2 separate regions of the Homo sapiens genome follow, and region 1 is linked to region 2. A link is a loop called in an ENCODE intact Hi-C map of the cell type or tissue named here. Cell type or tissue: A673. All regions are shown on one strand. Each heading gives the region's core, and the rest is flanking DNA. Links, peaks and the distances in the headings are about the cores only.

What was found. Peaks named below come from ENCODE experiments on the same cell type or tissue, not always from the same donor. Only the 100,000 strongest peaks of a DNase experiment are listed, where the experiment ranks them.
Region 1: it touches region 2 in a loop (2.5-fold over the local background); 13 of 110 quality-filtered maps call a loop at or near these places.

What each region holds. Positions count from the first base shown.
Region 1 is chr14:57,176,408-57,192,518 of GRCh38, reverse strand. No RefSeq gene overlaps it. Among named protein-coding and RNA genes, the nearest start is that of EXOC5, 84 kb to the left of the region's middle. In A673, for the core only: a CTCF peak has its summit at 9,519; a DNase peak (open chromatin) is centred at 9,528.
Region 2 is chr14:56,650,517-56,666,627 of GRCh38, reverse strand. It overlaps a transcript of TMEM260 not described here. Among named protein-coding and RNA genes, the nearest start is that of TMEM260, 79 kb to the right of the region's middle. RefSeq lists an enhancer at 1-714. In A673, for the core only: a CTCF peak has its summit at 6,493 (motif pointing left); DNase peaks (open chromatin) are centred at 6,487 and 6,947; H3K4me3 peaks cover 1,036 bases; H3K27ac peaks cover 2,222 bases.

The DNA.
Region 1 (16,111 bases), core at 8,468-10,967, 520 kb before region 2:
GGAACAGAGAAAAAGAAGAGTTGATGAGAAAGAGTTTCAGTTTTAAATATGGTGGCCAGAATGGCAGGGTAAGCTTTATATTTGTGTGACCTGTGCAGTTGCCCAGGGCTCACTAGCCTCCAGAAGAGTCTATATTTGGTTTAATGCCCTGCTGTCACCGTCTTGCAATTCTTGATAATTTTATCTTTGAAATTGTGTTCTGCTAAATGAAATCTGATGGGACAATGAAGAATGTAAGCAAGCAGAGGAGATATGCACAGTATGCATGTCTGCCATGTTGGCTGACATTCTAATTGAAACTACATTGCATTGGTATATTCATTTGGAGGAGATTGGTATTTTTATAATATTAAGTTATTTCTATCACAGAACATAGTATAGCTTTTCATCTGGTTTTATGTTCTTCAGTGATATTATTTAGATTTTTCAAAATTTAAGGTAAGCACATTTTAAATTTATTTGAATTTAAATCCTATTTGGGGCTGGGTACGGTGGCTCACACCTGTAATTCCAGCAGTTTGGGAGGCTGAGGTGGGTGGATCACCTGAGGTCAGGAGTTTGAAACCAGCCTGGCCAACATGGTGAAACCCTGTCTCTACTAAAAATTCAAAAATTAGCCAGGCACAGTAGCGCACGCACCTGTAGTCCCAGCTGCTCAGGAGGCTGAGGCAGGAGAATGGCTTGAACTCAGGAGGTGGAGGTTGCAGTGAGTGGAGATTACACTGCTGCACTCCAGCCTGGGTGACAGAGCAAGCAAGACTCTGTCTCAAAATAATAATAATAATAATAAATTAAATTGATAAACAAAAAATTCCATTTGGGTTTATTCTTAGGACTTTGGGAAACAGTTGTTTCAATGCAAGCCCCATCTTTTTCATATTAAAAACAGGCATTTTTTCCTTTGACATATAATCATAGGGGGAGAAAGAAAGTTTTGGAGAAATATACAATGAGAAAAAAAGTAGTCTATTGTTTCCTGGCATGTTGTCTTTCTAATTGACCTTTGCTTGCAAGTTTATTTTTTTCACTGAAAACCTTTCAGAGGAAAGGGGATCAGAGAGTTTCATAGAGTAGCAATGGATAAGACAAGGCCAGTACTGGCCGTGAGAACAGACTGCCCTGTGTGGTTACTTCTTCTTATAGCCATGGTTGTCAGCAAGACCAAAGAGAAGTAACCAGAGAGGTCACTGACCATGTGGCCTCTTGGGTGGGGTCTACATATGTACTTCTGACACTGATGGCCAGTGAGGAGGGAATGCTAAAAGCAGCACAAGCAGGGGCCACAAAGGCTGATGTGATGTGTGGTCCAGACCTGATTTGTGCAAACCAGAGGAAATGGAGCTCATGCCAGATCAAGGCTGTAAACCTTATTGTAACCCACAACAGACACATTTACTTGGCAGAAATATTTTGCATCGGCAGTGTAGAATGTGTCAAGGCACAGAGATGGGAAAGCTAGATGAAAAATAAGAGCAACAGCATCATGGCAGAAAGACATGGACATTCTAGACTAAAATGAAGTGGATACAGAAATGCTTAGTATGCTGCTACAGCCCTCCAGCATAGTAATTCACGAAAGCAATCAGCCAGGGTAGGACAAGCAGGGATACGAGAGGAGGAGAGGCACAGAGAGGAAGCCCAAGACTAGGTCTGAGACTGACTCTATCCACTCTGGGCTAGGAGAAAATACCTAGCATTAGAGAAAATGTATGGAATACAGTGTTTTAGTGGTGCCTAAACCAATCACTTTAGTGAATCCACCTGTCATTTACTCATACAGATATTATTCTTACCAATTTATTCCTTTGTTTATGGTGGCCAAAATCTTCATTCGGATGTTAGAATAGAAACAAAGAAATGTTCCATACCCAACTAACTTTCAAGCCATAATATTGATTCCAACCAGGACATTTAATTATCAGGTCCCAGTTTTGCAGAGCCCTGCAGATCTGAGGGTATGGAAAGGTAGAACGGGAGGGTGTTGTTCAGATCCAGGAATTGCAACACTACTCTTAAGTATTTATTGTTTATCTGAGCATTGAGTGAGCCACAGGCAGGGAAAGAATTAAGTGTGTCAAACTGCATATGTGAAATAACAAAGAGAGAGAAAGAAATGTTACCAGTATATTTTTAAACAAAAGGCATGAAAATGGCGGCTCTTCTGGGTATGGAAAAAATTTTCCTTTTCCTACATATTGACAGCCAGAGGGGGTTATTATTGAGAATATGGGTAAAGTTACCGCCAGTTTCTGCTGGTACTCATGTTTAAAAAGAAACTATGGAAACCAGGAGAAGGAATATTAATTAAGTTCAAATTTGGAATGTCTTTGCCAGGAGCAGATGAATGAATTCAATGAAGCAACCTGTTGGGTTGTAATTCAGTGTTTTGTTAGTACTTTAATAGAATGCTGAACTTTTCAGAAATTAATACTTTGTTTTAATAATCTTATTAAAAAGTTATTTCTTGATAAGATTAGTCCTGGAATGTGATTTTTTTAAATTTAAAGAACCAGTATATATTTTCTTTCTTTTTCACAATTTTAAATATTCTTATTGGTTATAACTAAAAAATGTTTAATACATTTAAAAATATTAATACATTTACATGTCAATAAAAAGCACAAGAAAATAAGAGGCAAGTAAAATGTCTTTCCCCCTCCAAACTTTCTGTCTCCTCCTACCTCTAGATGAAGAAACCTGTTATCAGTTTGTTGTGGATACTTTAGAGATATTATTTGCACTTAACTACTGGCCTACAAGGGCACCAACTGTTCCAAGGCCCTTTGATGATTACATCTTTTGAGTCTTATTTCCTAAGAACACATGCTTTTTAAAATAATATTTTCTAATAGTGAAAGTAATATGGATGCCTGGAGAGGGTAATGCTAATGAGAAAATACAAAATGGGGAAATTATTCACCTGAATAAACCTGGAGAGTTTACAAATAAAGCTTCACTGGTCACTGAAGGGTTTAAAGGAAGTTTCCACTTTACAATGTAAATATGTTGTGGTCGTCTTAGTTCTTAGACTAATTTGCTTCTTTCTGGTGGGGAGGATAGCAATTTGAGAAAACACTGACTAAATCGAAAATCGGCTCCATTTAAATGTGAAGCTGCGTTCTAAACACAAGCATAGTCTGCTGAAGGGCTCTGAACATTAAGCTGCATGCCTTGCTGAGTTTTATTCCAAATAGACAACAGCAGATGGTAACAATGCACTTCTCATAGATGGTAGGAGGGAGGCAGTCTTGTTTCAAGTAATACTATTTCTGGGCGATAATCCAAAATGCGCAGTAGGCAGAAGTTAAAAGGAGGCGCTTGCTTTTAGGTTTTAAAAATATATCCCTTAATCCTGGGTGATGATTGACAATCATGATTTAGAGTATGAGGGGCCTCTCTTTAATCCTGCAAGTTTGATGTTATTTGCGTATCTAGTAGGGCTTTTATTCAACTAAAACTAAGTGGAAGCCTGTGCAATTGATGCCGCATTTCAGAATTGATTCTTGGCCTGGTACTCTATTTACAGATTAGTAAGTACACAGGATCTGTCCTCCTCCTCATCTTTTTGAAATTTAAAGGTTCTAAAAGGCACATTTACAATTAAAATATTTATTGCTGTGTAAGAGTATGACCAGGAGATGACTTTTTTCTGTATAATTTAATTTCTTAAGAAGCAGTCTGTAAGATTATATTAATCCTGATTTGATTATCAAATTATGATATTAGCTATTGGTATTTATAAATGATTAAAATGTTGTCATTATTGACTTCATGTGCTTCGGTATAAGTTCTTTGGAGAAATTTTAATGAATTACCTCCAAGTCTCTTGCTCCTATTAGGTTTCTTGCAAAGCTTTTCTAAGGAATAGATCAATGTTAAGCCATTATATTACAATTGTTTTATCAGCTGTGACAATAATTTGATTTAAAATCACACATTAAAATAAAATTAGTTAAATCATAAACTCCAAAACAAGATGTCATTAAGAAAGGAAAATATACAGGAGTGAAAGTTAACAAATTTTACAGCAGAAACAGGAGTAATTTTTTTTGAGGCACTTAAGCACTGCGGTCAATGTCTTTGTCACAGTTCCATTCGACAAAGCGAAATAGACTACATGTGAAGCCCAAGTGTCTTTCCTGTATTCTCATGATGTTTTAAATTATGTAGTTTTTGGAGAATGTTTAAGAAGTTAAATACATTCATTACAGAAAATTTGGAAAGTACAGAAAAGTATGAAAAGAAAATAAACATGACCTTCATTCCCAACAGTCACTATTGGGCATCGTCTTCTATTTTTTTTTCTTATATTTTGTTGCAAGGATTTAGATATAAGGGCTAAAATGTACTTCCCAGGAGACATTCTGGCTGCTAGGAGTGTGTAGAAGCATTCAAAGTGGGTTCCTCTGGAGTCGGGTGAGTGACACAACCTGCTACAGGTTTGGTCTGTATTTTGTAAGCTGCGTCAGCAGAGCTTTCTATGAAAACCCCAGTGATGGGATCCTTTGTGTTTAGAATATATTCTAACCTAATAAGTGCATGTTGATAATACCTCTTTCTGTTAACATTTCAAAAGCCCGTTTTGCTGTAGAATCATGCATTTGATATTTAAAAGCTAATGAATCCAACTGATAGATAGTAGGAAAATTTTATTGATATATTCATTGCAAAATAGTTCTTCAAACCAAATTTTGTTTTTGCCTTTGTACTCATAGTTTCTTGCCAGTAAATGACTGAGTGATTGCTACAGTGAAAACACTACTTGCCTACAGCTTTGCTCAATTAATTCATAAGGACTACATAGGTAATTCATTAAATCTTAATGAAGATTGGATATAGAGGAGTATAGTAGTTGGATCTAAATCTGCAGCTCAAAAATCAAATCCTAACCCCTTAGACTGCCAAATCCAGAGAAAAGTCAAGGCCCTTTCTCTCCAGCCAGCGATGGCTATCATCCTAGAAACCTACACTGTTGCATGGTTTTTCCTCTGCTTGGAATGCTCTTCTCCTACCTACTTCCCACCCTCAGGTCTCGCACTGCAGCAATTCCTTCCAGAAACTGCTCAAGTGTCTCCATGAAGCTTTTGGCTACTGCCTCCTCCCCAAGGTCCTGGCCCCTTCCTCTCCACTGCCAGGGCACTACACACACACAGACACACACACACACACACACACACACACACACACCCGTCCACGCAGCTCTCATCACCTCTAGTTTCCATGATTTGTTTACTGTCTGTCTGCTCCTTACCTGTAGTCTAGTGAGCTCTCACAGTCTAGCACAGCATTAAAAAATGGTTTGTTGACTGAATGACTTACTAAAATAGATGAATAAACAAACGGATGGTTGAATTTGCTCATGAGATAAGGGTACCCACCACCCAGCATGTGTCTAGCACATAGTACACATAGGAGCAATGACCATCTCTGATGTTATTACTTTTACTGAATAGTTATCAGACATTGCATTCAGTGCTTTAATGAGTCACTCATTTATGGTAATCTTACTGCTATCCATATTTTACAGAAGAGGTAACAACCAATAGCTCACAGCGCAGGCATCAAACCCATGCTGTCTCATTCCAAAGCCTATGTACTTGGCAATATTAAATAATCTACTGCCTTTTTCTATAGGAGGCAGTCAATACTTGAATGAATGAGTGGATGAATGCTTCCCCTCTATGAAAGAAGCTATGGTAAGTAAGAAGTTACAGTAAGCACCTACCACCAGGTGCACAGCAAGTGCTCAATAAATGGCAATGCTATTGGCTTTGTTATTTTATCATACGGTCTCCCTCAGAATGACCAATCCAAATACCATCATTGAAAATAAGACATGGTATTAGGGCTGGATTGAGATATGCAAGCACCAAGTGTGTTGAAAATCATGGTTCAACATTTGTTTAGTGAGGAGTGATCAATACTGGCAAGGATGTTTTGTCTTGCTTTGTTTTGTTTTGTTTTTATTTATTTATTTTTATTTTTTGAGACGCAGTCTTGCTCTGTCGCCCAGGCTAGAGCGCAGTGGTGCGATCTCGTCTCACTGCAAGCTCCGCCTCCCGGGTTCACACCATTCTCCTGCCTCAGCCTCCCGAGTAGCTGGGACTACAGGCGCCCGCCACCACGCCCGGCTAATTTTTTGATATTTTTAGTAGAGACGGGGTTTCACCGTGTTAGCCAGGATGGTCTCAGTCTCCTGACCTCGTGATCCACCCGCCTCGGCCTCCCAAAGTGCTGGGATTACAGGCGTGAGCCACCGCGCCCGGCCTGTTTTCTTTTCTTTTCCCTTCTCCATTTTAATCTCTTCTGAAAGGTGATCTACTTTAGTAGAAATGGAACCATGTTATATTTTGTCCTTTGTGTTAGGATGCATAGACAAAGAACTGAGTTCACTGACAATATATTTCCATGGTTTTTGTTTTTGTTTTGTTTTGGTTTGTTTGTTTGTTTGAGCATTTCTAATATATAAGTGCCACAGGTATTTGTCTGATTGAACCACCCTATAATCTGGCCTTGAATAAAGAATGATATTATGACAAGTGCCACAAAATGTCTCAAATGCCAGTGATCTACTTGGCTCAGAGATTCTTAGCCCTAGTTTTGAATCAGCTCATTTGGGGAATTTAAAAAATCTTCAGATACCCAGCATCCAATCTCAGAGTTTCTGATTAAGGAGAACTGGAGGGTTGTGGTTGACACATGTACTTTAAAGTAGCTCAGTCCTATGAATCGGGATGAGAAGACTGTGTCCAGAACTAAGGAGACAAAGTACATACAGGCCTCTTCTGTGTCTGGCATATAAATATAAATACAAACCTTCCTTACCTTGAAACCCCCTAATTAGGATGGCAGATAGAAAAAGACAGTAAAGATTTATTTCCAGCCTTGTCTGGGGGAGAATGGAATCTGACTGTGACTATGCAAATCATTTGCACAGACCTATTCAGTGGTTTCACAAATTTGGCTTTTTATTGGAATCACCTGTGGTAGTTTAAAAACGAATCCGCAAAAACCATAATCTGAGTTCATGGGCAACACATTTCTGTGGTATTTTTAGCATCCCTAAGATATTGATGCCACGGGCTCCCATCCCTGGTGATTCTGATCCAATTGATTTGGGGTGTGGCCCAGGTATCAGGACTCTTGAAAGCTCCCAGGTGATTCTAATGTGCAGAAGAGTTTAAGAACCACTGGTCTGTTTGAAGAGACTGCATCAGACATGGAATAACTGACTCTGTTTGGCAATTTCCTTTCAACGAAGGTATCCTCTTGGATTGCTCTTTCTGCCACTCTCGAAGCCTAACTCTCAGTAAGCAGACCTCTGTTTCAAAGGCAAGAAGAAGGGAGTGCAGTGAGTACAGCTAAAATGTAGGATTCTCTGGTTTCCTAGAAGTTCTAGATGGGACCTCTGGAAGATTTTGTGGAGGCACTTTTTTGATATGTACCTTTGCTCCATCCTTATTCTCACAAAGAGAGCTCCTGACTTTGTAAGCTAAGGTGTTAGGCTGGCCAAGAGAAGTAGTCCATTTGACAGTCAAAGATCTCAGTAAAACTGAGTACGGCAGGGTTATGATTTATGTGGTAGATTAGTATGCGCCAGCTCACGAGGGCCTGATCACCCTCTGGTGCAGTAATAAAACTCTGATTCAGAGCCTGCAAAACTGAGAACCAGACCTTGCTTTCTCAGTGATCCTAACAAATTGCCATCCTATGAGGCTTGTCAAGAAAAGGACAGCCATCCCAGGTCATCTTTTGTAAAGAATGACCTGGGAAGCATCTCCAAAGCATTTACTCTGCTAAATAAATCAGGGCACTTTGCTCCCTTAGCTGAATGCTGAAAGTTATAGACAGGGATTTGGTCAGACCTAAGAAGGAAAAAAACCTGTCATCATGGAGAGAAAAAAGAAATAACTGAAGGATCTGTTTGCCACCAACATGAACACCAGTCAAAGGATGGTGTGTCTGAAAGGGAAACCATGAGACAGAGTGATTCTAAACCAAATGCAGGTGTCTGAATGACCTTCTCATTGCTGAACCCATGAAGCTCACTAATTAAGATGACATCCACCTCTGCAGGGAGTAATTTCAACAAAGGAGTCTTCTCTTCTCTCTCTAACTCTTCCTCTTTTCTTCGTCGATCATGTAGCCTGCCTAAATGTCCCACTACTAAGGCTTGTTATGATATAAAATACAAATATTTTGGGAAAGAGTAATATAATAAGCCTTCTCATGAATGTATGTATAGTGATTTCCAACCCTGGCTACATGTTAGAATCACTTGGAGGAGAGGAGTTGTTTTTGTTTGTTTGTTTTTAAATACTGATGCTAGAGCTTCACTGTCAGAGATTCTGATTTAACTAGTTTAGGGTGGAGCCTGGACATTGTTTTGTTGTTGTTGTTTTAAGGTGATTTTTAATATGCAGCCAAAGTTAGGATCCATTGGTCTAGAGTGTGGAAAACATCGTATTCTTCCTGGAGGGCAGATTTTTATTGGGAAGGAAAGAAAACTGAGTCTTTAGCCAAAAGGAGGTAGGAAGAAGTACCTGGGATTTTTATAGGAGATGGGGAAAGTGGAGGTTAGGAAGAGAGGTAGTGCTGAAAATAAACTTTTATTTGTCAGTTTTGCCTAGGGCTGGCTCTGACTCAGGACATAATAGCGATAAGAAGCAAGGAGGAGAATCAGCTTATGAGAAAAGTGCATCTTCATAAATACATTTTTTTTTCTTTTTTGAGAGGGAGTCTCATTCTGTCGCCCAGGCTGGAGTGCAATGGTGCAATCTCGGCTCACTGCAACATCTGCCTCCTGGGTTCAAGTGATTCTCCTGCCTCAGCCTCCTGAATAGCTGGGATTACAGGCACCCACCACCATGCTCAGCTAATCTTTGTATTTTTGGTAGAGATGGGGTTTCACCAGGTTGGCCAGGCTGGTCTCAAACTCCTGACCTCAGGTGGTCCACCTGCCTCAGCCTCCCAAAGTGCTGGGATTACAGGACTGACCCCCTGCTCCAAGCCATGAATACATGTTTAAATCTGTCTCAATAAGAATTCTTTTAATTATTCTTTGAGTTTCCAACACTGGAAGCTGACCACCTTCAACTAAAGCAGTTTTAGTTCCTATAGCACTTGTTCTTCCTGGATAACTCTAAAATAAAAAAATTAGCAAGATGGAGAATTAAAATATGCCTCTGGGAGAGTGGTGAGTGTTCTGCTTAAGGATCTCTCAGGATAGTTTATGTAAGAACCTTTAAGTGTGCTCTCAGAGAAATAAGTCTCAATCTGTTATTGTGAAATGACTATGTAAACATCTGTCTGTTTTTTTTTTTTTAAAAAAAAAACATTCCAGTTATATCTTGTTTTTGTTTGCTTCTCTATCGTTTGCTGGCCAAACAGCTTGCCCCTTGCCCTGTTGTCTTGTTACTTTGCTTGGCATGAAGAATTTTAATGAGTTTTATTGGTTGCCCTCCTGACTTTTGTTCAGAACCATTTCTCAGGGCTGCTGTTGTACATCTGTTCCTCGGCCTCTGAGAGGCAGTGTGGCATCATTCATCGAGCTTGTGCGGCCTGGGTTTGAATCTCGGTTCTTTGACCTTGGGCAAACTTTATTGGATTTCCATTTCCTCATCTGTAAAATGGGAATGATACTAATACTACCACTCACAGAGTTGTAAGAATTGAATGAGAACACATATGAAAATTACTCTGTCAACCACAGCATGCTGTGCAAGGGATTTTTCTCCCCCTTCATTGGCCCATCCCATGGGGAAGAACTGTTAAAGTTCTTCAGAAGCACATGAAAAAGGCTAGACTATTTGGGGATATTTTTATGGCATCAGCTCCTGGTCTATGCAGCATTTCAGAACAGAATTACTGAGATCATCCTCTAGCCTGCCTGAGGTCACAGCTCATGGGTCATTGGCACCAGCCTCTGGGAACATCATCCACTGGATGCTCTGCCCCAGAATCTGGCATCAGATTTGTATGGGCTACTGGGTTTTGTTGATCTCACTTTAGGTAGGGTTCTAGATTAAGTCACTCTAGCTTGTGATAATCAGACAGTGAGCTGTGTAGATTTTGAGGATGTCGGACCAGAGTTTCCTCTTAGAATCAACATCTTAGCTGTAGTCTACTCATCTCTCAGCCCTTAAAGGACCCCATTCTTGATATATAACTCCCTGGGGATATGAGAGTCTACAAGGCATCAATCAAAAGCAAACTTCAAGCAAGAGCTTTATTGTTAGGATTTGCGGTTGTTCATCAATATTACGTGATGGAATCTGACATGTAAATACAATTCAGGAGGAAACAGGAGTTTATATTTTCCCATTCCAAGGCTTTCCTAGTGTTGATCTGAAACAGCAGTGATTCTCAAAGTATGATGCCCAGGCCAAGCAGTATCAGCATCAACATCAGCACCAACATCAAGAGAATGTGTTAGAAATGCAAATAAATCACTGGCCCCACCCCAGATCTCTTGAATTACAAACAATGAGGGTAAGGCTCAGCTATCTGTGTTCAGCAAACCGTCCAGGTGATGCTGATGCTTATTAAAGTTTGAGAAGCACTGATCTAGAAACTGTGGCCACCTGTGTTTTCTTTTGGTTCTTTAGAAGTAGGGATGATGACCTTCAGGGGGTTCTCTCAGGTACCTTCATTATAGTCACCCCCTTGGGGAATTAAGCTTTATTTGAAATATATTGGTTGCTGTCTACTATACTGATAAAAAGTTGTAAACTACTTGAATTTGCAAACTATGTCTTTTCTTAGAGTCTACCTCGATTCTTTTAATCCAGTGAATCCCGGGGCAAAACTTTCAGCCTGGTTGGTATTAGAGGGAGAGGAAGACAGTATTAGGAGGGTAAAATGAGGCATTGTCTGGAATTCTGTAGTTCACGAATGAATCCATTGAGGAGTGGGAAGATGATTGGGATGCCAGAGAAGAAGTAAGAAGCTGTGGGTCCTGTTTACCTAGATAGTTGGCTGTGACAAAGGACTGGTTTGATTAGAGTCATAAATTGTTTTTTAGGCCAGGCATGGTGGCTCAGGCCTGTAATCCCAGCACTTTGAGAGACTGAGGCAGGCGGATCACATGAGGTCAGGAGTTTGAGACCAGTCTGGCCAACATGGTGAAACTCTGTCTCTACCAAAAATACAAAAATTAGCTGGGAGTGGTGGCACACACCTGTAATCCCATCTACTTGGGAAGCTGAGGCAGGAGAATAACTTGAACTGGGAGGGACAGAGCGAGACTGTATTTCAAAAAAAATGTTTTTTTAAGTTAGTTAATTTATTTTTATTATAAATGGATCTAATTTATAGTTGTATATATTTATGCAGTACAAAGTGATGTTGTGATTTATGAATACAATGTGGAATCATTAAGTGAAACTAAGTAACATATCCAGCACTTCAAATACTTATTACTTTTGTGATGAGAACATTTGAAATTTACTCAGCAATTTTGAAGTTCACCACACTATGCAATAGATCTCAAAAGAACTTATTCATCATATCTAACTGAGGCTTTGTACCCTTTGACCATCAGCTCCCCATTTCCCCCATCCCCTCACCCCTGGTAACCACCATTCTACTCTCTGCTTCTATGAGTTTGATTGTTTTAGACTCCACGTGTAAGTGAGAACATGTGGCATTTAGCTTTCTGTGCCTGGCTCTTTTCATTTAGCATAATGTTCTCCGATTTCATCTATTTTGTTGCAAATGATAACATTTCTCTTTTTTAAGGCTGAATAGCATTGCATTGTCTATATCTGCCACATTTTCTTTAACCATTCATCTGTTGATGGACACTTAGGTTGATTCCATAACTTGGCTGTTGTGAGTAGTGCTACACTGAACATGGGATGCAGGCATCTCTTCCACATACTGATTTAAAATCTTTCGGGTAAATGTCCATTGGGATTGCTGGATCACATGATAATTCTATTTTTAATTTTTTGAGGAATATCTATACAGTTTTCCACGATGGCTTTAGCAGTTTATATTCCTGTTGTGGGAAGTCAGGGACCCCGAACAGAGGGACCTGCTGAAGCTGTGACAGAAGAACGTAAGTTGTGAAGATTTCATGGACATTTATCACTTCCCCAATCGATACTCTTATAATTTCCTACGCCTGTCTTTACTTTAATCTCTTAATCCCATCATCTTCGTAAGCTGAGGATGTATGTCATCTCAGGACCCTGTGATGATTGCGTTAACTGCACAAATTGTTCGTAAAGCATGTGTGTTTGAACAATACGAAATCTGGGCACCTTAAGAACAGGATAACAGCGATTTTCAGGGAACAAGGGAGATACAGTCTGGCTGCCTGTGGGCCCGGCAGAACAGAGCCACATTTCTCTTATTACCAAAAACGGGTAAGAGAAATATCGCTGAATTCTTCCCCCAGTAAGGAATATTAATAATTAACAGCCCTGGGCATTCCCACCAATAGAGTCATAATTTTGATTCAGTTCCAAGGTTTAGACATGTAAAGAACAGAGACCAGGACAGCCTGCCTAGTTGAGTTTAATTTCTGATCAGAATGTTATACACGTGGAAAGCATTTCCTTTATTTTTAAAGCCACTTTAACCTCCCTGAACTAGAGACAATGTAACTTAGGAGAAAGAGGACTGACTTGTGTGCAGAGCCATGTGTTCTAGTCCTGCCTTCCTACCAGCTTGCTGTCTATCGTGGGCAAGGCAGCTCTCTGGACCTTTGTTCTCACAATTGCAAAAAGGGGTTTGACTCCATGATCCCTCAGGTCTCTCTTCCAGCTCTGAAGTTCATGGATTAATTCCTCCATATCCCAAAAGCACTTGGTACTCATCTCAGTTGTCTGCTTTCCTCTTAATGGCACAAACCATTTGATCCCACCTTTTCACCACATCCTTTTTCTTACAATGAATCATGTTTAAATGTGGCGAGAGGTGCACAAAGACCCTCAGTCCTGTGTGGTGGCTCCAAGGGTTGGCTTGTCACAGCAGCCTTCAGAGGCCCAGCAGTGGACATCCAGCACAGAGCCACACGCAGCTTGCCTGCCAGAGCCCTAATGGCCAATGAAGGAGCTGTGATCAATGCCCTGTGCTCTGGAAGCAGCCTGACTGGCTGCCATAGGATTCTCCATCTGAGGAGCGGTTCTCTCAGAGTGTCGTTTCATCAACTTCCTGGGTTCAGCTGCTTTTACTTTCAGGACTCACAATTTTGGGAAGAAAAGCCTATGATTTCTCTTCCTGGGTAAATGTGCATTTTGTTATCTGACCTCAAGAAATAGCATGAAATTAACTTATTTCCCCTACCCTTGGTTAAAAGAAATGTAATTTTGTTCTGTGGCTCTTCACACGTTTGGTAATATCTGACCATAAATAGTTTTAGGAGTAGAGAGGGTCAAGCAAATAAAACAGCCTTGCCCATAGGCTGGGAAAAAATATTCTGCCCAACAAATTTAAATTGCCTTTCCTTTGATCATAACGCATATTGGTGGCCTGAAGGAGGATAGTACCAGTGTGCTGAAGGCTAAAATTTCCATTTCTATCACTTTTTCTTTACCCACTGGAGTGGCTATCTGAAGGACTGCTGGTCATATTCTCTCTCTAAGTAGGGCTCTGTGTCAGTTTCTGCTTTCAGAATGCGCTAGAGATCTGAGTAAAATGGCACTTTTTAGCAATAGCTAGTAATGTATGTTTTCTTGTTTTGCATATGATCACCCCTCTGATATTAATATCTGACTGGTCACATTAGGGAGCATAGGAAAAACACTTTTCTTACTTTATTATCGTTCTTGAGCCCTAAAAGATTGTTTCTCAGGTTCTAATTGATAAGACAAAGAGATATTCAGGACCCACAAATTCAAAGGCAGTTTCTGAATGTTATTCAACTCTAAGATTCTATGAGATAAGTCCAAGACTAAGTAAGATTTCCCTCTTCATTTAATAATGAACTCAAGACTCTGCTCTGTGGTAACAAGCCCTGTATCAAAGTTTTAATGGTAAAGTGAAAATGCTAGATTCTTTCATTTCCTCGCCAACAAATATTTAAGGGAGAGAGACAGTGATCTCTGGCTTTTACCCCATTTTAAGCCTTTCTTTTGTCATCATTACCCATTATAATGTGACAAGTGGGGGCTGAAAAAAATAAATTGGCTAAAATACGGGTCACAGGGTTGCAAGAAAAGGGCCAGAGCAAGCTTGTTCGACTAGCTGCTGAGTACCAAAAATGAACCATCTAAATCCATCCCTTTGCCAGCTTTGGTTGGCACCACCTGTGGTGATTTTTTCACTCTGGCTTATGTTATCAATAGGAATAATTCTAGGTCTGGTGACTGTCTAGGACTGACAGGACAATGACAGCAATTCCAAAATTCTCCCAGATAATTGCCTCTCCTTTCTTTGGCCAGTACTGAGATTGGCCTGGGAGGCTCCTGGAAGGTGGGGTCCCACTCTCTATGTCCCTGCTTCCCAGAGTTTTTCCCTGAGGCCTCACCCTCATCCTAGGGAACATAAGAACTTTGCCCGGGCCCATCTGAGCATGAGAGCTGGGGGAAGACAGGACCCAATTGCCAATCCTGGTATATTCGAACTAATGAGGGCTTTCTCTATTTAGACTGCTAGCACAACTAGAAGTAAGAAAATGCTTAAGTTATTTTTAAATTGAGTTGCAAATACAAGTAACATACTTCTGAAAGAAAAGTTCTAATTTTCATTAAACCTTTAATTTATTCTCTACCTCATTTTCTTGTTGCAGCTTTACATGATGGTGGGTTGGGGAGGTTTTCATGATCTCCTTTTTTTCAGATGAGGAACCTGAGGCACAGAATAGGCAAATGGCTTGTCCAAGATCACACAGCAAGACAGCAGTGGAGATAAGAGTCACTGCTTTTGATTAGCCCAAATCCTTTTCCACCTGTACCTTGAAGCAATGAATGTCAGGCAGCATGTCAGTTATATAGGTGAGATGCTGACCATTTTTTTCTCTTCCCCCACACAAAGAAGTAATCCAAACAATGGTCTAGCATTAATAAAAACAGAAATACCTTGTTAAAATAACAAACATAAATTGGACTCAAAAGATGACAGATTTTGTATGTGCCCAAAGTTTCAGAGATGGTTTTATTCATGGCCATGAGCCCAGCACATGCTTTTGTAACTTCCCAAGCTTTGCTTCTTCAACCCCAGTATGCTTCAACCTCAGGAAGTCCTCCTTGTTACCCTCTTTAAGTTCATAGGTAAAGATGTGTTTCATTTTGTTTATTGAGAATGTTTTGAAATTATTTTGTGTCCAGGAGAGATTGGAATGGATTGGAAACCATTAAACTGTCTCATTATTACATAGCCAAATGCTATTTAAATGAGCAATTATTTAAAGTAGTCGAAAGCAGTATTTTTTTTTCCTCTAAGGAAGAATCAATTTTATCACTATTTATTTCCCCAATTATTTTATCTTCACCTTCAAAGAAATGGAGTTTTTTTGTTTTTTGTTTTTTTTAAGTTGAAGTCTCACTCTGTCACCCAGGCTGGAATGCAGTGGCACGGCCAGGGCTCATTACAGCCTTGACTTCCCAGGCTCAAGCAATCTTCCCACCTCAGCCTCCTGAGTAGCTGGGACTACGGGTGTGTACCACCATGCCTGGCTAATTTTTTAATTTTTCATAGAGACTGGGCCTCACCATGTTGACTAGGCTGATCTTGAACTCCTGGGCTCAAATGATCCTCCCACCTCACCCTCCCAAAGTACTTGGATTACAGGCTACTGCGCCTAGCCAAGGTTTATATTAACCTGTTAATTGCTTTTCTTCATTTATTTTTTATTATTTAAATCAACCAGGAAAATATTAATCTTTCTAGTCTGAGACTGTGGGAATAAAGAATGAATGATTTGATCTTATGACTTGAGTACACTCTGGAGAAAGTAAACTGGTAAAAATATCTTAGTATCTAAGTTCAAGTTTGAGTTTTCAATGATTTGACTTTAAAGTACAGGAATAAAAAATCAACTGTTTAGAACAGTGTGTCCTGAGTTCCGTACATCAAGTGTAGTGTTTTCGTTAGGCTTAGAGTAGACCTACTAAGAAGCTTCTTTTTGATAATAAAAATCCATGTTGCAAGCTGTGTCCCATAT
Region 2 (16,111 bases), core at 5,076-7,575:
CCGGGTGTCTCATCTGCCTAAGGCACAAATTTCTGGTAGCTCCACCCCATCTTCCTAATGCGCGTGTGGGCCCTTAGCTTGAGTTATTCCATATTGCTTTGTTCCCCTTACTGCACATGTGTCAGGGAATGGAATTTTCCATTGCGGGCATGTCTGGGCAAGTCACCTGTGCAGGCTTTCTTATCTATATGGCTGTGGCATGTCTCAGGTAAGCCCTCCTGTGCAAATTCCCTTATCTGTCCCTGCCGGCTGTTCTTTTGTTTGAAAGGATTCAACCGAAGAGCCACCCTGTCTGCCTAACCATTTTTTTTTTCCTTTCTCCTCAATCAAAACTGACTCTTCTTGTCATTCCTTGGCCTATGGACACATCACTCCAGTTTCCACCTCCACATGGTCACATTCCCTCCATGTCTCTATCTCTGTGTGTCCTCTCCTCTTACAAGGATACTAGTCATTGGATTTAGGGTTCACCCTAATCCAGTGTGATTTCACCTTAACAAATTGACATCTATAGATGTCAATCTGTATTTTCAAATCACTATTTTAAATAGTGATCTGTCACTGTATCACTGTCACTATATCACTGTCAATCACTATTTTCAAATAAGGCCAGAATTTTGGGGAGATACTACTCAACCTAGTACAAAGGAACACTCTTTTACAGGCATACAGGGCAGTTTTTACACAGGCCCTCAGGTGAAAAGGCTTGGAGTGTTTGGAGCCAGTGTGGCTGAAGTGTAGGCGCAAGGAGTAGAATGAACCCAGGTGAGCTGGGAAAGAGGCAGCCCCAGGGTATGAAGGCTTAATAGGGTATAATAGGAAACGGCTGAAGTGTAAGGAAAAGCGTCTCTCCAGATGGAGAACACCAGGGTGTGTGATATGGAGAAAGAGAGAGAGAGGGAGAGCGACGAAAGGATACAGAAGAGGAGAGAACTGAAGGAACAGAGAGAGTCCTTGAGAAGGCGGTGGTTCAGGAGCGGAAGAGGGGAAGATAGACACAGAAGCAGACAGGTATGATATAAGGGAAAAGGGAAATCCTCTCTAAAGGCTTCTATTTTCTCAACTACATTAGATAGCTAAGAGGTGGAGGAGTGGGAGCTGAAGTGTGGAGAGAAGAAAGCTTGGGATGTTTGTCTTGGAGAGTGAGAAGTCATGCTTGCCAGGATGGCCGGGCAGTGTTAAGAGTCTGTTCAGGGTTTGGTTTCTAGAATATGTTCATTTTTCTTTCTCCCCACTGTTATCGACCTAGTTCAGGCCACATCATCACCCGGTGTAAGTGCAACCACCTCTGACTGGGTTCTTTTCTTCCCATCGTGCCCCACCCCAACCCGGTCTATTCTCCACATTGCTGTCACCACGGTCATTCAAAGTTTACGTGGTATCACTCTCCAGCTTAAAGTCCTTCCCCTAGTTTCCCACTGTCCTCCAGATAAAACCCAACTCTGTACTGTGGCTCTCAAGATCGTTATCAGCTGGTTTATGCTTCACTAGCCTCATTTCTTGCCACTTCCACTCAAATCCTGCACTTTTTTTTTTTTTTTTGAGACAGGTTTTGCTCCGTCACCCAGGCTGGAGTGCAGTAGTGCGATCATAGCTCACTGTGCCCTCAAACTCCCGGGCTTAAGCAATCTTCCCACTTCAGCCTCTGGAGTAGCTGGGACTACAGGCTTGCACCACCACACCCAGCTAGTTTTTTTCTTTTTCTTTTTTCAGAGACAGGGAGTGGGGGCTGGGGTGGGGTAGTGGTGGGGGTCCCACCGTGTTGCTCAGGCTGGTCTCAAACTCCTGTCCTCAAGCGATCCTCCCACCTCATCTTTCCCAAGAGCTGGGATTGCAGGTGTGAGCCACCACACCTGTCCTAAATTCTGCATTTCAACCACTCAGAATTACTTTATAAATTCCTTGAACGTGCTGTCCTCTCTCCCCTTCAAGGCTTTGCACTTGCTCATCCCTGTTCCCGAATCCTCTTTCCCCTCCTACTCTAGCACTCCCCAGTCATCTGCCCTCTCCTGCTAACTCTCCTCCTCCCTGCAGCTCAGTTAGTCCGCTCTGCCAGCCAGCTTTCTTTGACATCCTCCACTCTGAGTCTAGATAGGTTTCCCGTACAACCCTCTATGTTTCCCTTATAAGAGCAAGTACACCTTATAATGCAATTGCTCCTTTACCTATCTTAGGTCCTCATAAAAGTATAAACCCCTTAAAGTTTCCTGTTTTTCATATTACTTGACACATGCCAGATACTTTTTAAAAATGTGAAATACGTAAATAAATGAAAATATTAAAACAGTTCATGTCTATGCTGAAAGTCATAAGTAACTCAAAGCTTTCAAACAATTGGTTCTGCTTCCCCTCGAGGCACAACGGGATTGACCTTGATGCGGGGGGACATCAGGGAACTGCACTCTGCACCGCCACCAGGACCCAGACCCCTGTTTCATGCTCTGCTTCTCAGTTGGACTTCTGACTTCCATCACGAACTACATGAGGCTTTGGGAGGGTTCCCCGCAGGATAATTTCTGCCGTGTCTTTCTGCTCCTTTGCACCCCCTGTCTCTGTTGTAATCAGTGATCTCTGTGTTTTGGTCATAGGGAATGCTTTTCTTTATAAGTGCTCATCCAGCTTCTGAGAGCCTTGGAAGAGTGTGTCTTGGAGTCTCCCCGGTCATTTGATTTTGAATTCCCAGAAATTGTTATTGTAAGCTGCTCTTTTCTTGTAGCACAAATAACTGTCCCAGTTCTCATACTTCCTACTCTGCCTTTGGGCAGTGTCCCAAGGATGTGCTTCCACTCACACCCAAGTAGTCCTAGAATGGCTTCTCAAATGACGAAAAAGAACAGAAGATGTTGTGGTTTCTGTTTTGCATTACTTTTCTACACGAAGGCCTTCTGATCTTTTTGGAAGTATGCTGATTCCAACTGCTCATGCATGCAGATCCAATTCCTGCAGACTGGCAAGATCACGCTGCATCTTTAACCCATTCTATTGATGAAATAATAGTTTCCCTTCTCAGTTCTAGTCTTCAGAGAAGTCTTCACCTAGCTTTCATGTCATTATTGGGTAAAACTGGCTATCTTTTGCTCTTCCTCATGTTCTAATCAATGTACTGATTAGTGTGCTTTGGATGTCACATAAATAGATACATGTTGGCCAGGCTGGTCTCAAACTCCTGATCTCAGATGATCTTCCTGCTGCCTCAGCCTCCCAAAGTGCTGAGATTACAGGCTTGAGCCACCATGCCCGGCCAGAAATATATAATTCTTAACCCTCATTATTTTGGGTTGATCTCAGTACCCATAAACCCTTGTTGAAAATTCCTGCATTACTAATTTACCCACTTCTGAATGTGCATTTGTTTTTGGTTAAAAAAAATTTACTCTTGTGTACAGTTTGTAAATATGCTTTTTCAAAATAAAACCCATGTTTTCATTTCTGTAATTGTTAAAGAGTGACAAATACAGTGTATCGATGCTCAACATTTAATGCAACTGCTTTTTTTTTGAGACAGAGTTTTGCTCTTGTTGCTCAGACTGGTGGGCAACAGCGCGATCTTGGCTCACCCCAACCTCCGCCTCCTGGGTTCAAGCGATTCTCCTGCCTCAGTCTTCCTGAGTAGCTGGGATTACAGGCATGTGCCACCACGCCTGGCTAATTTTGTATTTTTAGTAGAGACGGGGGTTTCTCCATCTTGGTCAGGCTGGTCTCGAACTCCCAACCTCAGCTGATCCGCCCGCGTTGGCCTCCCAAAGTGCTGGGATTACAGGCGTAGCCAGGGTGCCCGGCCAATGCAACTGCCTTCTAGAATGTTTTGTGTACTGCAGAGGCTGGACAATTAAAACTGTGCTTCCCAAATGCCCTTGCACTGAGGGTTCTGGATGTGAGCGTAGTTCGGCCATTCAGATACACTCATGTGGGATTCAGAAGGTGGCAGTGAGACACAGCCTACATTTTCTATTGTTTTTGCGGGCAAGCCTAGTCGGAGATAGTTTCCCTGTGTCTAATCAGTAGCTTTGTGTGTGTGTTGAAAGGCAGTGTTGGGGAAGCCATTTAATTTGTGTGGATTCTAGTGGGCACAGGGGTGGTTCTGGTTGTAGCAGTTGCAGTAACTTCCTGACCACGGTGGCTTCTGAGATATAGCAGGGGTGTCATGGTTCTGGAGTTTGGGACAAAAGCAGTAGCTTCCCATCTTGTTAGGGAGCTTCCTGGTTGCGAAAGGCCGCAGTTCTGTTGGTGGCCGGGCTCTGCAGAGAAGTTTTGAGAGTCATCTTTGGGAAGGTTAAACCTAGAGCCTGTCTCTTCACCCTCCTCATAATTCTGTCAGCCATTTAATGCTTAAACTAGGTGGAATGGATCCTGTTCTTGGCAATAAATCCATGACCTATATACCACGGGAGTAGTTGTTTGCAATATTAAATATAGCTTCTGGCGGAAAGATGTTTAGACAAGAAAAGTAGCTATCTGAGAAGACAGACAAGATTTAGACTTTCTCTTGATAGCTGCAGCTATGTAGAAGCCAAATCATGGCTCTTGCCACTTGGGATGCATGTACAACTTTCTGTGGCAGTAACAGCAATCAGATTTTGAGGAGTGAATGAAAGGCAGACCTCTGGGGGCCCTAACTTTCACACTAAACTTGAACTCACCCTGAGACCTAAACTTATAATCCCGAAGGTCTAATTCTTCTGTCACAACCTTTCTAATGATGAATAGCCTCTCTCCATTCTCTGCCTCTTTCTCCCCCTTCTCACAGGAGTAAGGACTCCCACTCCACCCCCACATACACATGTGTGGACGGGAGAAGGCCATTTGTAAAGTAACAGTGTCATATAAACAACAAACTCAAGTTTCAAAGGAGAAAAGATAACAAAATCTGCAATAGAACATATGCCTGTGAGAAAGGACAATTATTCCTCTATGACAAGAGGGGAAACTCACTCACATGGCAGGGAGAGGCTGACCATGAGAACAAGTCTAGGAATTGGCTAGTCATTCCTTTAGGCCAGGTCCTGTTTCACTACAATTTTCCCTTTTTTAATTCCTTCCTTCCCTCCCTTCCTCCCTTCCCTCTTTCCCTCCCTCCCTCCCTCCCTCCCTCCTTTCCTCCTTCCCTCCCTTCCTTCCTTCTTTCTTGCTTTTTCTTTCTTTCACCAACTACCTGTCTGTCTATCCATTTTAAGATTGGGTAACACTTGCTCATGGTACAAAATTCAGAGCTAACAAGGGCACAGAGTGAAAAGCAAGTCTCCTGCTCCACCACCGAGGGCATTCCTGGTTCCCTACCCAGAAGCAGGCTTTGTGGTTTCTCCCCTTTTTCATTTTCCCACGCCTCTCACCTCAGATCCTATGGAAGCATCCACAATTGTGGGGAAGAATTCCAGAGGAGAGGCAGAGTCTAGGAGGAGGAGGGGTGGCGACCACCAGGATTCCAGACCCACTAGGCTGGTACCTGGCCCAGGGTTGGATCCTCCAGCGTGGACAGGACAGTCTGTGGTTGCCTCCTGCAGCCACCTGACACCTGGGCAGTAGTGGGAGGGAGGCTGGTGCCTTTTTCTTTAGCATGGTTGTCTGTTTGGTTTTATTATGTTGTGTCCCCACTCCCGCCTCCAGCTTTTCCTTCAGCTGCAAACCAGAGTGCCTATGGATGAATGTTTGTTTACATATGTCATGTTGCTGTCCCTTCAGAACAAATGTGTGTATTTGAGGCAGGAGACTGTGTTTGGTTTTTAAACTAAGTGGAACTGCCAAACACCCTTCACCCAGCTTGTGGACAGGTGCACTATTAAGAGTTTACATAAGAAAAATCTGTGCCAATTGTAACAGGTAGAGAAGAGAGAGCGAGACAGAGACAGAACCTGAATAATCCTTTGGCAATTCTTAGTGTGACACAAGATTCACTTCCTTCTTAGCAATTCTGTGCCTCATGCCTCATTCCTGATAATTTTAGGATCTGCTATGTCTTTTGCTATGAGAATTAGCATCAGCAGCTTTCAAAATGACTTACCAGTTAGCCCCTCCAGAAATCTTAGGACATTATTCTTTTCTTCTCCAAATTCCCCATCTCTAAGCCTTCTAATTCTCCTTCAAATTTCCATCTGTAAAGTTAATACAATCCAATAAGAAAATAATGTGCTCTTGAGACGTTGACATGCTCAGAGCCATTTTATCCTGCCCTTAAGCCTGGAAAGTTTGAATTTTCCTTGGGATAAAAAAGTAAGAAATAATAGAATAATTCACTGTACTGTAACAATTAAATCCAGCAATTTAACATTGCGCATTGGTAAATATAATGCTTGCAACAACCAAAAGTCTCCCACGTATTGACAGACAAAACCAAAGTTATAAATCTACACCTCCTATTCCGAACCACATTCCTAAATGTAAATAAGCATCCAAGCATGCTGCTACATATCTTTACAGAAGCAATTACAAACAAGCCTTATCAGTTGCTAAGTCACCAACACACACAATGCTTATCTGCTATGCCCTCTACTGGATAGAGTACACAAGGCAAGTCGCATTATTTCCAATTAATTTTTGGCATCATCACTCTGCATCTGCTTTAGGAATGCAAGGCGTGAAATTTATAGTAGCAGGTTTAATATTCCATCCAGCCAAATCATTTCGCTACAAGGACTTACCTTTGGTAAAATATTTTGGGTTTTTTTTTTAAGTACATAGATTGCTTCTCCCCTTCTTGCAACCCACTGTCCAAACTCTCAAGCTGTCACAAAACTCAGTACGTGGCAGGAATAATTTCATGCTGAGTAAAATGTGTTTAATTTCACATCTTCTAAGAATAATTACTTAGCATAATGCCACTTAAAATGTATTTTTATCTGCAAATGCTAATGAAGCTACAAAAACCTGACTCATCTTTTGAAAGAATGAGGGTATTAAGGGTGCTTCGCCTCCACTCCCTCTTCTCCGTAGTGGCTGCCTGAAGAGAGAAACCCGGACTGGAAGAATAATCCCCGACTAGATCCTGCTGTCTTCAAGCTGGGTGTGAGCCCAGTGGCTTTGAGGGGAATTTAATCCCATCGGCCTCTCCGGAGCCTCCCAAGGTGCTGAAAACAGAGCTTCAGGCTCCCTGGGGCTGCCCAGTTCTCACCCAGGTCCACCTAGACAGCTACTAGGAAGAGGCTCAGGCCCAGGGTCGAGAGCTACCTACCCTAACGACTAGGCTGGTGGCAGGCCTGTGGCCTTTGGCCTTAGGGATTGTGTCTCTTTGATCATTGGTGCACCCAAGTCATAAAGACCACTGTCCTATCTATTGTTTGTCTTGAGGCCTAAAGCAGTAGTTAACAAAGAATGACAAGGAGTAAAGGGGGAAAAGGAGTGCCTTGCTTTTAAAACTAAAAAAAAAAAAAAACAAAAACCAAAAAACAAAAACCCTCTTTTATTCCTAAATAGTTTTAGAATTACAGAAAAGTTGCAACAATAGTTCAGAAAGTTCCTGTCTACCCTTCATCCAACTTCACTCACCTTAATATCTTACATAATGATCAAAACCAAGAAGCTGGGACATTAGTGCAATACTTACTATTAACCACACTATAGATTTAAATTCAGATTTCACCACTATTTCTAATAATAGTATTTTTTGTTGGGCGTGATGGCTCATGCCTGTAATCCCAGCACTTTGGGAGGCTGAGGTGGGCGGATCAACTGAGGTCGGGAGTTCAAGACCAGCCTGGCCAACATGGAGAAACCCTGTCTCTACTAAAAATACAAAATTAGCTGGGCATGGTGGCACATGCCTGTAATTCCAGCTACTTGGGAGGCTGAGGCAGGAGAATCGCTTGAACCTGGGAGGCGGAGGTTGCGGTGAGCTGAGATCATACCATTGCACTCCAGCCTGGGTGGCAGAGTGAGACTTTGTCTAATAATAGTAATAGTATTTTTCTGTCCTAGGATTGAATCCAGGATCCCACACTGCACATAGCTGTCATGTCTCTTTAGTTTCCTTAAATTCAGGACACTCTCTTGTCTTTCCTTGTCTTTCATAACCTTAACATGTTTGAAGAGTCCTGGTCAGGTATTTTGTAGACAGTCTCTCAATTTGGATTTGTGAAATGTTTTCTCATGATTAAATTAAGGCCGGGTGCGGTGGCTCAGACCTGTAATCCCAGCACTTTGGGAGGCTGAGGCGAGTGGTCAGGAGTTTGAGACCAGCCTGGCTAACATGGTGAAACCCCGTCTCTACAAAAAATACAAAATTAGCCGGGCATGGTGGCGGGCACCTGTATTCCCAGCTACTCAGGAGGCTGAGGCACAAGAATCACTTGAACCTGGGAGGTGGAGTATGCAGTCAGCTGAGATTGCCCCATTGCACTCCAGCCTGGGCAACAGAGTAAGACTCCATCTCAAAAACAAACAAACAAAAAAATTAAATTGAGATTATATATTTTTGGCAAGAATGCTACAGAAGCAATGATTCCCTTCATTGCTTTGTGGAAGCAGGGCCTGCTTTTGTAGCAATGAAGCTAAGCAAGGGTGTGGGATAAGAGCCTGAATGAGATCAACATCCCTCTAGAAATTTGCGTGGTGGCTTTAAGGAGAGTTAGGCACCAAGCTTAAGAGCAGGTGACACACTTTTATTACCTCTCGCCTCCTTTCTCTGTTACTATGGGTGGCAGTGGGAGAGGTGGGAATATTTCTTTGCCACAGATAGACAGCATGAATGTTTTTTTAATCCAATGTTGCTGAGACCAGCAGAAGGATAAAGGGTAGCCAAAGAAAGCAGAGAATTACTCATGTTGGTGTGGGAAAGAAGGTGGGGAGAGATGTGCCAAAATAAAAGTGTGGTCTAATGACCGTTTGTGGGTCCAGTGAAGCCCTTTGTGGATTCAGCAAAGCTCCAGATAGCCCAAGAATGAAATGCAGACATCTCAACAGGTGGGAAACTTGTTAACTTGGGTTGAGAGGGTGGTGGTAAACATTTCGTAAGCAACACTTTTAACAATGAGAAAGCAAGTTTCATTCCTTGTTTGGGTAGAATGTAGTAGTGGTGAACAAAGATCCTTGGGCAGATTTTTAGTTTGGCATTTTGGCTTTCTCCCCTTCTGGAATGGAAGCTCTGTCGGGGACAGGGCCCTTGTCTGGTTCCCCTCTGAAAACGTCGTATTCAGACCTGGCACATTATAGAAGCTCAAAAAATGTTTATTAAATGTAGTAAACGTAAGTGAATGGGATGGGCATGGTGGCTCATGCCTGTAATCCCAACACTTTTAGGAGGCTGAGGTGACAGGATTGCTTGAGCCCAGGAGTTCATGACCAGCCGGGGCAACATAGAAGACCTCACCTCTATTTTTAAAAAAGTAAAAAAAAAAGTGAATAAATGGGGTGCTCATTTACAAAACATACTCTTGGCCACTCCACTCATCCCAGCTCAGCAATCTATGACCCTATCCCCCAGGATGGTTTTGAAGGTCCAGCAGGGCCCCTGTGCTCTGGACTGCAAGCTTTCTGACCTACGCCAGTCCTCCAAGCGCCTGCAGAAGCTGTCCTGGTAGGAGACTGTTCTCTGAGAAGTCCCTGGGGGGTAGAATGCAGGGGACAATAGACTAAGATCAAATATATAGATGGTAAAATCTAAGTTTGGGAAGAAGAGGAGATAATGTAGATGCCTGCTTCCAGGTGGGCCATGGTTTGGGGAAACCAGTAGAAAGAGGGAAGGACGGTCATGGTAATGGGGTCTCGTGAAAATGAATTGTGCACACGATTTTTACTTGTGTGTGTGCATGCGTGTGCACAGATTGAGATGTGTTTTTCTTATTAATGGGACTGATTTCATTTCTTCAACTGCTTAGTGCTTTTTGGTTACTCTCTTCTAATTCCCAGATATTCACATAATTTAAATAACGTTTTTATATTTATAATTATCATTGTAATTTATTTGAATTATTTAAATTTTCCAGATGCATATTTAGTAAAGACGTTTTTAAACATACTAGAGAGACAAGCAAAGTACCAGGAGGCTTTGAACATTTATTTTACTGAGTAGGAAGTAGAGAAGAACTGTTTTTACTGACATATTAATGAAAACAGCCAACATGACTTGCAGTTGGTCTATATAGGCACTGTTCAATACACTTTATAAATATTAACCTTTTTCATTTTTATAGCTGCACCATGAGGTAGTCTATTATATTTCCATTCTACAGAAAAGGAAATTAAGCCACACAGAGCTTTATTTATTTATTTATTTATTTGAGATAAGGTCTCACTATATTGCCCCAGGCTGGAGTGCAGTGGCACAAACACAGCTCACTGCAGCCTCAACCTCCCGGGTTCAAGCGATCCTCTCGCCTCAGCCTTCTGAGTAGCTGGGACCACAGGCACACGACACCATGCTTGGCAATTTTTAAAAATTTTTTGTAGAGATGAGGTCTCAACTGTGTTGCCCAGGCTGGTCTCAAACTCCTGGCCTCAAGCGATCCTTCCATCTCAGCCTCCCAAAGTGGTGAGATTACAGGTGTGAATCACTGTGCTTGGCCCACACAGAACTTTAAAAACTTACTCCAAGTCACACAGTGAGGAAGTGGCAGAGCTGGGAGTCTAATCACTATACTATACAGTGCTTCTGGTGCAATCCAGAAAAATCCTATCTTCTGGAAAGAACTCTGTTTCTGCTCTTTGCTCTTTTAGGGGCAAAATGAACCCTCCAGACCCACATCCTTCCAAGTGCTTCTTTGTGCAAGCAATATGAACTAGAGTTGTCCCCTCTTCCTGGGAGGGAAGTCACAGTGACTTCCCACAGGAGATAGCACATGGCTATGGGAGCTTTAAGAGATGAGATGAAGGTGTTAAGGTGTTGGCTTCATCCAGGTGCATGATAATAAAATAGGAAAATAGAATCTCTATTGTATCCAAATTATAAGCAGGTCACGTTTCACATGACAATATAAGCACAATTATTAAGGGATTTCATGGGATCCCATAAAATAAAGTTCTAGTCTTGTTCACACATTTTCTTGGTACAAATGAGCTCACATATTTACCAGGTTTAGGCTCTTTAAATCAACTATTTATTTGTTCAGCAAGGGACAAGTGAAAGAGAAAAGTTTTGTCCTAGTAAAAGCGAACCCTGTGAAATAGGTAATCTATATATCTTTATCAAACGCGCAAAGTGCATGCAGCATGGCTTATGTGGTCACATCAGAAGGGGATTTTCGTTTCTTGAGGGGTGCCAAACTTATTTGCCTCCGAAGATGAAGGGCCAAATTACTTTTTTTTTTTTTTTTTGAGATGGAGTCTTGCTCGGTTGCCCAGGCTAGAGTGCAGTGGCGTGATAGCTCACTGCAGCCTCCGCCTCCCGGGTTTAAGCAATTCTTCTGCCTCAGCCTTCGGAGTAGCTGGGATTACAGGCATCTGCCACCTTGCCTGGCTAATTTTTGTATTTTTAGTAGAGACGGGGTTTCACCACCTTGGCCAGGCTGGTCTCGAACTCCTGATCTCATGATCCACCCGCCTCAGCCTCCCAAAGTGCTGGGATTACAGGAGTGAGCCACCACGCCCGGCAGGGCCAAATTACTTCTAATTCTGAGAGTAAATGAAGGAAATTTAGGTGAAGCAATTAAGTGGCTAACAAATGTCACCAAGATTGTTATAATAACAGCTATTATTACTATTTTTACTACAGTCTATATTTTCACAAATCATACATATAAACCAAGAGTCAAATTTGGGAGAAATCATTGTCACCTACACACTGAATACATAAGGTTCATATTTAGGATATCAGACACTTAGGTCTTCAAAGAGGTTTCTGCCTTGTGGACATTTAACATTTTTTTTTTTTTTTTTTTTTTTTTTTTGAGATGGAGTTTCGCTCTTGTTGCCCAGGTTGGAGTGCAATGGCGCGATCTTGGCTCACTGCAACCTCTGCCTCCCGGGTTCAAGCGATTCTCCTGCCTCAGCCTCCCAAGTAGCTGAGATTACAGATTTGTGCCACAACACCTGGCTAACTTTGTATTTTTAGTAGAGATGGGGTTTCACCACCTCAGGCTGGTCTCGAACTCCTGACCTCAGGTGATCCGCCTGCCTCGGCCTACCAAAGTGCTGGGATTACAGGTGTGAGCCACTGCACCCGCCTGACATTCAATATTTTTTAAAAAGTGGCTGAACCAAATAGAAGAATCATGAATACCAGTGGTAGGTGGGGTCCGTTTCTGGGAGGTAAAGTCTAATTCCAGTGGAGCTGGGACATATTTCTTTCTCTAAAATACAGAAATATGATTGTGTTTTGATGTCTACTTAAGAGGGGTAAGAAATATATAAACTAGTGCAACATTTTTCAAATTGAGCTTCTAGCAGCTGATTCAGCTGGAATGTAATTTATGCTAATAAGTTCCTGGATTTCAAAGTGACTTTTTTCTTGTCACACTAAAACCTTTTAATTTGGGTATATATTCCGAAGTCCAGAAAGGGCAAGAAAATTTTCAGTCAAAAGCCAGGGATATAACTATCCACGTCTAAAAGGAAAGGGGAAAAAAATTACATTCTGGAGGGTTGAAGGAGAGGGGGAAAGTTCAACGTATAGCTTTTAATTTCCTGCAACATAGTTGATTTCACACACCATTTACCCCTAGACAAGTTTATGCTAATTTTAAAATGGCTGCATTATTTGAGGACTTCAATGTGCCAGAGGTGATGGTGGAATATAGCTGGTTTCATGTAATTGGGACTGGAGTAGGGAAACTGTACCAGGTTGAGCCAAGAAGCTTGTGTCCTAGTCTCAGTGCTGTTACTACCTAGCTGTGTGACAGTAATCAAGTCACTTGTTTAGTATAGATGTCAGTTTCTTCATTTATTAAACTAGATTAGCTGTGATAGTTAACACTGGATGATCCCTTACTAACCCTTTTGATGTCCTGTTTTTTTTTTTTTTGTTTTGGAGACAAGAGTCTTGCTCTGTCACCCAGGCTGGAGTGCAGTGGCGCGATCTCGGCTCACTTGCAACCTCTGCTTCCTAGGTTCAAGCAAAACTCGAGCAGCAGCCTCCTGAGTGGCTCAGATTAAAGGTGCGCACCACCTCGCCCAGCTAATTTTTGTATTTTTAGTAGAGATGGGGTTTTGCCATGTTGCCCAGGCTGGTCTCGAACTCCTGACCTCAAGTGATCCACCCGCATTGGCCTCTCAAAGGGCTGGAATTATGGGTGTGAGCCACCGTGCCTGGCCTGGTGTTAAGTTCTTCTAAGCCAGTGACTTTCAAATTTATTTTTTTACTATGACCTACAATAAGTATATTTTATATTGACTCTACACACATTTATCAATTTCTTTACATACACACATATATGACATATATGTTATACACACATGCATATGTGCATACACATTTTAAATGAAACTGAAGGTTCCATGAAACAATACTTACCTTTGTTACCTCGAATGCATTGTGGTATTTTTTTATTTTTTATTTTTTTTGAAACAGAGTCTTGCTCTGTTGCCCAGGCTCCAGAGCCCGCCACCATGCCTGGCTAAATTTTGTATTTTTTAGTAGAGACGGGGTTTCGCCACGTTGGCCAGGCTGGTCTTGAACTCCTCATCTCAGGTGATCCACCTGCCTTGGCCTCCCAAAGTGCTGGGATTACAGGCATGAGCCACCGCGCCCGGCCCATGGTGGTGTTTTTAATTCTATTTCATTATGAAAAAGCTGGTCAATTCTCACTCAATTGACTTCATGACCCACAGTTTGACAATCAGTTTAAATAAGCACAATCCTGCAACTGGAGGAACTGCCTCCAGGTGGATACAGGCGACTGCATAGGTTAATGGCTAAAATTCTAATCACTGAAAGAGAAACTTAACTGTGTAGATACAAGCCACATATTGAATGAATATGCTATAATTTTAGGGGAAAATTATGACACTCTAAGTAAAAACAAACACTAAGTACGAGTATTCTCTATCAGTGAAGTTGCTTGTTTTAAGCTCTGCATAATTGAACTCAGTTTTTTATGCTTTTAAGAACGAACTGTTTTGAAAACTTTCACCTGTCAGACTAAGGAACCCTAGTTTTTTGATAAATGAATCATTTTCCATTTATAAACAATCCTCTTTAAAGTTTCTGTAGCTTTTGCAAGAGTAATTTTTAAAAGCTCTTGAGTTTTTATAATAATTTTTTTTTTTTTTTTTTTGAGACACTCTGTCACCAAGGCTGGAGTGCAGTGGTGCAATCACAGCTCACCTCAACCTCCACCTCCCAGGCTCAAGGGACCCTCCTGCCTCAGCCTCTCAAGTAGCTGGAACCACAGGTGCATGCCACCTTGCCCTGCTAATTTTTGTATTTCTTTTGTAGAGACCAGGTTTCACCATGTTGCCCAGGATGGTCTCAAACTCTCGGACTCAAGCGGTCCACCCGCCTCAGCCTCCCAAAGTGCTGGCATTACAGGCATGAGCCACCACTCCCGGCCCTGAATTCCTGTGTCTTAGCTGATACTCAAGGATCCAGGGTAATGGGTGATTCACTTAGGTCCATAATCCAAGGATGAGAAAACTGGGTGTGATTTTCCAAGCAGTGTTCCCCTTTCAGTTTTAATCACACACACTTTTATATGTGAACAACCATCACTGGTATTAAAGATATCTTCAACAGTTCAACTATCTAAGGGAATATTTCATTTAGCTGAGAGAAATATCAAGTACCTTCTTTAAAAGGTTACATTTCAAAAAATACCCTTTCAGATAACACTTCTAAATAGAAGATGATTATGGTTTGTTATTTTAAAAACAGGACATAATCTCCATTTATTAGTTTGCAACGTTTATGAACTTAATGATTAAAAAATTTTATGCCATTTCCATCTATTGTACTTCACCCTATACTTCTTATACGCTAAAGTTTTGAAATGGTTAAACCTTAGATTTGGCTTATTTCTATGTATCTTTTATTATACTTATCCTCATCTAATGGCAACTATGTACCAGAAGACTTGCAACTCTGCAGTTACTCTGTGAGGTTGGATCACTGGGATAGGAGTATAGCCCCATAATTGTGCCTTTGTGTCTTGACCTTTATATTGTAACTTTCTCAACCTTGTAATATCATCGCAATGTTTGTATTGAAAATTAACCCTCACATCTAACTTTGGATCTGCAGCAAAGAGTCAGAGAACTCCACTTTCAGGCCAATAATTGTTGGCTTCACATGTACAGTGCTGGAAACGCTACTTGTCCTTCCCATGTGGCATCACCACCTTTTTTTTGTTTTCCAATATGGCATGAGCTAATCTTTCTAGTACATACAATTTCCATCAAATGTATGTTACATTGTTGAAGAGCAATCAGAATTTTTTTTTTTCCTGAAAAACCCCTTTTTCAGGATATATTCCTGTTTAATTTTCTATAGCTGAGTAAGCACACTGTACTATTCCTGGGGCTGTTTTAAAAATACTGTCTGTGCTGATCCAAATCAAACAGACCTTGAGAGGGTGCTGACAATGATGTCTTCATTGAATATGATCACTGCTAAAGCTTTAGCTCCTTGTTTGCTCTGTAATGCTGTGCCAAGATCTTGGCCTTTAGATGTTCCCAGAATCCCTGGAAACATTACTTATTTGTTTGTGAGTATCAGCATTAGAATGGTTTTGCATTCACAACAAAATGTGAATCTCTTACTGGGTTGAAGTTGTTTTCTTTAACTAACCATAAGACTTGAAGCCAGTTAGAACAGAATTCTAAGTAATATCCTGTGTTGATGCATTTATAAAACACACCAGAAGTCGGGAGTAACAGGATTCTATTTTTTTTCAACTTTGGTATAAAATTTTTCCTAAATATTAAAGCATTAACATTTAAAAATTCTGAGGGATATTGATGAGAACTATGATGAAAGATTCACAATATTTCACTTTTAAAACATAAACTTAAAAAACTACTCTTCATATCCTAGCCTGATGACTTAAAAGTTACCGGCAGAGTATCATAAAAATAAACCTAACACTCAAAATGGGTTTTAAATATCATAAAGGCTAAACATTATGATTCTACCAAGAGAAAACACTAAGAATATGAGCAGAAATAACATTTCACAATTTCTGTTTGAAGCTTTCAAAATAATACACTAGTAATTGATTCCCTTCTATTTTGGCTACATTTTGAGTAACAGAAC